Regions from separate parts of the Homo sapiens genome. Here region 1 is linked to region 2. A link is a loop called in an ENCODE intact Hi-C map of the cell type or tissue named here. Cell type or tissue: PC-3. All regions are shown on one strand.

Region 1 (4,000 bases), 180 kb before region 2:
CACAAAGCTAATGAATGATAAATCTGATATTAAATATAGGTAAATACAGTGTCAAAGGCAGTACTTATTCCACTTGTACTCTACTGCCACCAACTGTGGTGGACTGTGAGACATTTTTCATACTAAAACTTCCATTGTGTCTGCTTTAATTATGTCTAATCTAGTATGAAAAGACACTTTATGGTAATAGTATACTTTAGTTGAACCTGTCAATGGTATATGATGATTCTTTGTCAGTTCAAATACTAATTCCCTATTTTAAAACAAAAAGGTACAGTTTTGCCTTTACTGTGAGTTTCCTTTGTTTGGGTGGTGTACTTTGGTGCCATGGAGATGATATTCGCAGACAGATGTTAATGCGTCATTATAAACACTGCCTGTTCTTGCTCTCTCATGAAAATGAAGAGTTCTGTTAGTATTTCATGGAACATCGCCACCTGGATTTGACTCAAACCTTCTCTTTTGACACGTTTTCACTCTGAATGACTAGTTTCCTTTTTGTTTGCTTCTGGTTCAGATTTCGGAGGTCATATTTCAATGTCCATTGTGAAAAGTGAATGGTGGGAGAAGGAGGAGGCAGAATGTAGGTTGGGCAGAGAAGATGGCCTTTTAAAAATGTTTTTATGCTGGAGACTTTTAATAGAACAATTCTGACAGCAAGCATTGAGTGAGTGGTTTATTCAGATATTCCCATCTGAAGAATTCCATGATCCTAAAAACACAGATCAATTTTTCTGATATTTATCTACTCCCTTAGCTTCCCCAAATTTGATAATTGCCCAATTTTGAGAGTGAATATTTGACTCTGTGCTCAATATCTGATTAAGTCTTACTAGTGCATTTGTGTTGAACCTAAGTCTCAAATGCCTCTTCTACATTCCGTATTTTATTACCCTTCTGTTTGGAACCAATCAAGGACATTTTCTCTTACACTACAGATATTCAGTAGTTTTATATCTTAAGAACTCATATGCTCTTAGTCATAACATTTATATTCATTTGGACCTTTTTTTTTTATTTGACCTGGGATTCATTCCAAGCAGTAAATAGCTGGTCTTATAGCCGTAGTCTCTCATCAACACCCAGAAAGGCATCTCTGAGTTGAAGAGGAAAAAAATGAATAAAACAAAAGAGGGGGTCAATATAGACTTTATTAATAATGTATTAGAAATCAAGAGGTTGAATTAACTCACATCTGTACTTCAGACCAATTAAAGGGGGGAAAGAAATGTAAATAAAGTCTGTAATTATACCCGGAAGTTTTAAGGTAAAACTTTAGAAGGCATACTTCTAACATTCCATACAAGTCTTACATTTTGATTCTGTGTTCACAGTTAGACTCTAACTGGAGGCCTGATGAATGGATTTATGGAGGCAGGAGACCAGCTTAAAATATATATATATAATATATACACACACACATAATATATATTTAATATATAATATTAAATATAATATATACAATATATTGAATATAATAATATATAATACAATGTATATTATATAAAGAAATATAAATAAATATATATATATTTATGAGACAGGGTTTCACTCTTTCACCCAGATGGGATTGCAGTGGCACGATCTCGGCTCACTGCAACCTCCACCTCCCAGGCTCAAACGATCCTCCTGCCTCATCCTTCTGAGTGGCTGGGATTACAGGTATGTGCCACTACCACAGGGCTAATTTTTTTTTGTATTTTTAATAGAGATGAGGTTTCACTATGTTGGCCAGGCTGATCTCAAACTCCTGACCTCAAATGATTCACCTGCCTCGGCCTCTTGAACGACCAGTATTACAGGCTTAAGCCACCGAACCTGGCTGAGATCAGCTTAATCTTATCTGTCCTTGTTGTTTTTGTGGCTGTCCTTCTTATTATAAGCATCGGTACTTCTATCTTTCTTTTCCATTCTATCTTTACGATGGTATAGGAACAAATGCTTTATAAAACCCAATGAACAAGAAAATCATCCAAATAATGACGCAGACTCTGCTTTATTGACAAAGAAGGTGACGTTCCGAAAGGAAGTCATTGGTCAGAAGACCATGCAAAATGAGTTTGCTCAAAATATTGAATGCCACGTATTGTATGAATGTCTGAATTTGACAGATGGGAGGTGACTTAGAGTTGTCAATACATAATATATACAAGTATAGTTTGTATGAAAGTTGAACTTCAGAAAATTTTAGTCTAAATTTTACATTTGCATTTTACCACATTAAGTCTAGATTTGGTGGTATGTGTAGAGGAAAAAAAGTTACAAATATCCCACCTAGATTATCTTGAATGCCTCTGCTGTCAACTTTAAGGGCGACTTGTGGTGCTATTCCTGACCTAATATCTGCAGAAGGCTGCAGGCTATGGCCATCGTGGGCTGGTGTGTATTAAAAGAAGCTGGAGATCGTGAATTGGTTAATGCATAGTTGGTTGGATGAAACTGCTTAAAAGCAGCTATTTAAATTCACATCACCAGTCAAGTGACAATGTGAAAGGGGTGATTGTATTATCTTTAGCACTTGTTTACTCTTTTTGAGGTGAAAGGACAGGAGCAAACGCCTGGATTCACTTTTGAAAACGATGGTAGCTATCAAGTTCTCTGAGTATTCCTATAAGCCCTCCCTTCCAAGCAGTATGTCCTTCCTACTGAGTGGTTATTTGAAAAGCTCAGTGAGGAAAAGCTCTTTGAACTGTATTTTTTCTTTTCAGCTGAATGAGAACATCTGAAAGTCCATCTCCCATTTTCTTTCATTGACACTAACTCACTTTGACAGTCTGTACCCAATAGAACTATATATCACAATGTGAACTAGAGTTGGCCAGACATTTCAATGCTTACCAGCCCTGAACTCACAAGGCCATTTTTAGCTTCTAGTTTGTTTGTAGACTGCTGTTCAAGGTAAGCTCCTATGTAAAGTGACTGCCTTTGTTCTTCATGAAATTCAGTTTTATTTCTTAGGCAATATAATTTTTTGTTTTTTATTACATTGCAAAACACTTTAGGACTCCAAGAAAGTAATTTTGCCTTATTTTCCATTCACTATTTGTCCATTTGTAAGTTTATGACAAAACCAGATGTCCATCACAGCAATGAGAATCAGATACTTGATGAATACATATAAATTATGCACATAAAACTAGGTGCAGTTTTGTCCATGAAGTACATGTTCACTTGAGGCTTCAAAGAGTTCTGCTTTATATTCATTTAAATGAATGGTATAATTTTTGCATGATTTTTCTTGATACTTTTGAAATTGTTCCAAACTTGAATCCATTACTATTAGATACTGTTTATACCATGATAATATAAAAGTTAGAATTTTGATTATATATGTGTTACTTCATCTATTGCTAGAGGAAATAATTTCATGGCTTCATAACTTGGTGGAAGAAATTACATTTGAAACATGCAGCTTCTATTCCTGTTTTGTCCTGTTCCTAATTACATTATGACACTCTATGTGTTCCCAATTTGAACAAATAGCTGTAACCTGATGAAGCCATCTCTGTCTCTATTTTTCAGTGCCTAACATTTGGGTATTTATTGAATGCTTTGACTGACTAAAGCATGGGGACTTTGTTATAACATGAGCTTTTAGTCTAAGCAATTGTTTCTAAGCAAAGCCCTTAAATGTATTCTTTAAAATACTTCATTTTATCTTAATGGACGAGACACTGTTTGAGGATAAATAATTCTTGCTTTTGAGCATTTTATCTTCTAGTGAGGAATAAGCATGTATACACTCCAACATAATCTGTGCAGCACTGTGTTATCAAGAGGTAAGAGAGTGTGGGAGGGCGCAGGGGAGGGAGAGATTGTCATAAGACTCTTCTAATTGAAGAGAGTGTAACATATCCAAAAGATAGTTAAGAACTTGACACACAGAAATGAGGTTGAGGAAGGAAGTGGGTGGGGCACCACAAACATCGCAATGGCTTGGAATAAAATTCAAACTCCTTTCTTTAGCATCCAAGGCCCAGATCAGTGATTTTCCTCTTTG
Region 2 (4,000 bases):
ATAATATTGATGACTTTTTGCCATTACATATTGATTGTATGATCAACAGAGTCTGCACTTTAACAAGATTCTTGGATGACTCATATGCACATTAAATTCTGAAAAACACTCATGTAAGAAAAATAAGAATTCAGATTCTAATATTGTCCTTGCAATTCAGTAGCTTTGTAATCTTACAACCTGACATAAACTCTTTTTTCATCTATTAAACGGGACAGTAAAGCCTGCCTTTTAAGGCCGTTGTAAGTACTAAATAATTCTGTTACCTATAAATTTCTTGGTAAATTCAAGTCTCTATAAATGTTAGCCATCACAATAATATCATTTTAAAAAGTCAGACTAAAGTTTCCATTGAAAAATCTTAGATCTAAAGCAAGTAATTATAATATTCAGTCTTCTAATCTCTACTACATAAAACAGTTGAGTGGGCACATATATTTTATTTAGGGCAAATTTTCCATTTCTCAATTAATTGTCCCTAGATTAGTGCTTCCAAGTAGTAGTTCCTGATTCAGTAACATTTCAATCCCTGGGAATTTGTTAGAAATGCAAATTATCCAGTCCAGCCCTTACCTAATAATAAGAAACTGTAGGAAGAGGGCCCAGCAATCCGTGTTTAACAAGTTTCCTAGGTGATTCTGATACATACTAAAGTTTGAGAACTAGTGCTCTAGATCAACCTCCAGGAATATTTAACCCAATTAATTTTCTGAGATCATCTAGCGAACACTTTTGGAGCAGACATCCAATCCACGATTACCATGCATCTAAACGTTGCTTAATGCATCTCATTGGCATCAACTTCCATCCCTGGACCTGAGTGCACACCATTTCTCTATAATGGCTAGACTTCCTAATTCTAAACATTTGGCATTTTCAATGAAATGGATTACAGTGATAATTTTTCTAAGAGAAGAATTTTGTTTTTACCTTGCTGGCAACCTCAATAAAGCTGCTTCCATACTTCTTCCTGGAGGGCTTTTGGCTGCTGTGATCCTGTAGCCAGCTATAGGCACATAGTGTCCGGAACACCTAGAGGTATTTTTGCAGCTACAGAATCTTCTCTCTGTTAACTTTCCTGTCCTTGTTCTGTTTACGGCAATGTTCATCCTGACCTTCACAGTGCATCATGTTGCCAGGGGGACTTAGCAACAAAAGCAGCAGAGGAAGTGAAGGGATATATTTAAAAAATGTAGATCTAAACCTAATCTTTGTTTTCTTTTTGGTTAAAATGAATCCATAGATGTTAGTTATTGAAACTGCATGCTTTGTTAATCATAAGTCTGTCTAAAGTCCCTTGACTTAAAAATAAGAAATTATAGGTACTGAACCATATACCCTGTGATAAACGTGGTGAGATTGACTGTCTTGGTCCATTGAGGCTATGATAACAAAATACCACAAACTACATAGCTTATAAATAACCAATAATTTATTTCTCATGATGCTAGAAGCTAGAAAGTCCAAGATAAAGGACTGAGAGGTTGGATATCTGGTGAGGGTTTGTTTTATGATTCATAGAGGCTTTCTTCGTAATGTGTCTTCACAAGTGGCAAGAGGCAAGGTAGTTCTCTGGGGTCACTTTTATAAGGGCACAAATTCTGTTCATGAGGGCTCTGCCCTCATGACTAATCACCTCCCAAAAGCTCCACCTTCTATTACCTTCACATTAGTGATTACCTTTCAACATATGAATTTTAGGAGGATATAAGCACTCATATTATAGCACTGACTACGGAAATAAATTGCAGATTTAATGAGAATCTTCAGATGATAAACGAGATTGCATATTTGGACTCTATAAGTGTCAAGTAAGATATAGATTATCAGGGAATAGAAAGAATTGAATGATTATATGGTTAGTTATCCAGCTAGTTAATGAATTCATTCCCTTTGCAGAAGTGATTAAGGGAACAGTACTCATGAATTGGATTTTTTTCACTGAGAGATAATCCATTAGCTAAATAAAGAAACATCTATACCCTTAATAAGGACTTCAAAGACTTTCATAGTCTAGACTCAGGCTGCCTTGCTGACTTCCTTTCCTACTGTGCTTCGCCTCGCTCATTTTGCTGGTTTTTGAACATATTAAGCACACTCCTCAAGGCCTCTAGTTTGGAATGCTTTTTCCCCACTGTCTTATTCTATGTTATGTTGCTATGACAGAATACCATGGACTGGGTAATGTATAATGATCAGAAATTTATTTGGCTCACAGTTCTAGAGGCTGGGAAGTTTCAGAGCTTGGCTCTGGCATCCTGTAAGGGTCTTTGTACAGTGTAATCCCATGGGGGAAGGAGGAAGAACAAGGGAGGGCAAGAGTGCTCAAAAGCAAACCCGCTCCTGAAAGCTCTTTCCTAAAGGCATAGAGCCCTCTTTAAAGGCCTCACTTCTTAATCCTGTTATGTTGGCAATTAAATATGAACACGAAGTTTGCAGGGGACATTCAAACCATAGAATCCGCTTTGTACATGACTTATGCTCATACTATTCAGTTTTCTGTTCATATTATCTTGTGTTTTGTTTTCATTTCTTTTTCTTATTTTTCCCTTTGGCTCATAGGAGAATGTTTGGATTCCTGTCCCTACCTAATAGCACCCCTGGAATTATCTATTCCTCTTCTTTATTCATATTTATAGCACTAACACTATACAACACATTTTATTTCATTTGTGTCTTTCCTCTTCACTATGGTATATGCTTTAAGAGGGGCAGAAATTTGTTTTTTCTTCTTCATGGCTATAACATCAATATATAGAACAGAGCCTGATGCGTAGGTAGTTGGGTAACATTTGTTAAATAAATGAATGAATAAATAACTTAGTGTTTTTTCAGTTTTGCTTGTGATAAACAGGCTACTTACTGTCTTGTCAGGCAACCAAGTGCAATCTTCAACAATGCACTTTGTCCAAATCTTCTTCAAAAATTAAGTCAAAAATTTCTCTATGGGTAACTTTTCCCATTTGTACTATTTGATAAAGATAGTGCTTAACATCGACTGAGCTCATACTATGTTCTAAACTGTGAACAGTGTGCATCACACTTTTCAGTGTGAAAGAATAATCAGTGAAAAAATCCAATTAATGAATACTGTTCTCTTAATCAGTGTAATGAAGGGAATAAATTCACAATTTAATAATCAAACTCTATGAAATGCACCAAGTTTTTATGGAGCCCTAACAGAGAAAGAGCTCAGTAAATGTTAGCCATGCAGGAGGAATAAAAAAAAAAAATCCTAATTCTTCTTCCATAGGAAAGTCTTTCTAAATTTGGAGATAGTTGTCACAAAATGTTGCGTCTTCTCTCTTCTCTTTAAATGCCTTCAGCTTTTAGAATATTTTCTTCTTCTTTAGTTTTCATGGATGTTCTTCTGTTTGTGCTTCAGTTTATAAATAGCCTCTTTATAATGTATCCCAAGATGGGAAACAATATTCTAGCTACAATTTAGCCTAGTGTAGAGTTCAGGCAATATAAATACAATCTTACATTGTAGCAGGTTTCAATTTAATGTTAACAATTAATTTCAGTGAATGTGTTAGTCAAACAAAATCACATGTGTCTTCTCATTTCAAGTAGTCTTAAGCAAACTGACTCTCAATGTAGTTGAATGTAAATGGTGAAATGTAAAATATTCTACAATTATTTATGTAGTTTATTTTTCTTAAATTTTAATCAATTATTTAAGGCTTTTGAGAGCTTTTTAAATCTTGATTTAAATATCCAAAATGGTAACTATCCCTCCAACTATTCTATCATTAGTATGTGTTTAATTATGACAGATATTGTTGCTTGCTTATAAAACACCCAGTATCTCTTTTCTTCACCCTAGAAGAACTTAATTTTGTTTTCTTTTAGTTGGCCACATGCCCAGGCCTGAGATATAAATCATAATTGTCTAAACAAACCAAATCAAAGTCCTAATTTGGCATTGCATGGTCTAGGAGAGGCGTATGATTCTCTTCTGGCCAATGAGACATAAGAAGTTTTCTGGGTGCTTCTG

Evidence for each region. Peaks named below come from ENCODE experiments on the same cell type or tissue, not always from the same donor. Only the 100,000 strongest peaks of a DNase experiment are listed, where the experiment ranks them.
Region 1: it touches region 2 in a loop (4-fold over the local background); 1 of 110 quality-filtered maps calls a loop at or near these places.

What each region holds. Positions count from the first base shown.
Region 1 is chr4:155,960,322-155,964,321 of GRCh38, forward strand. No RefSeq gene overlaps it. Among named protein-coding and RNA genes, the nearest start is that of CTSO, 8.5 kb to the left of the region's middle. In PC-3, no CTCF peak of the experiment used is centred here; a DNase peak (open chromatin) is centred at 1,820; H3K4me3 peaks cover 594 bases; H3K27ac peaks cover 2,690 bases.
Region 2 is chr4:156,142,822-156,146,821 of GRCh38, forward strand. It overlaps LOC102724785 (a long non-coding RNA gene), which reads right to left and starts at 1,053. Exons shown (of 5, transcript XR_939394.2): 1 at 931-1,053. In PC-3, no CTCF peak of the experiment used is centred here; no DNase peak of the experiment used is centred here.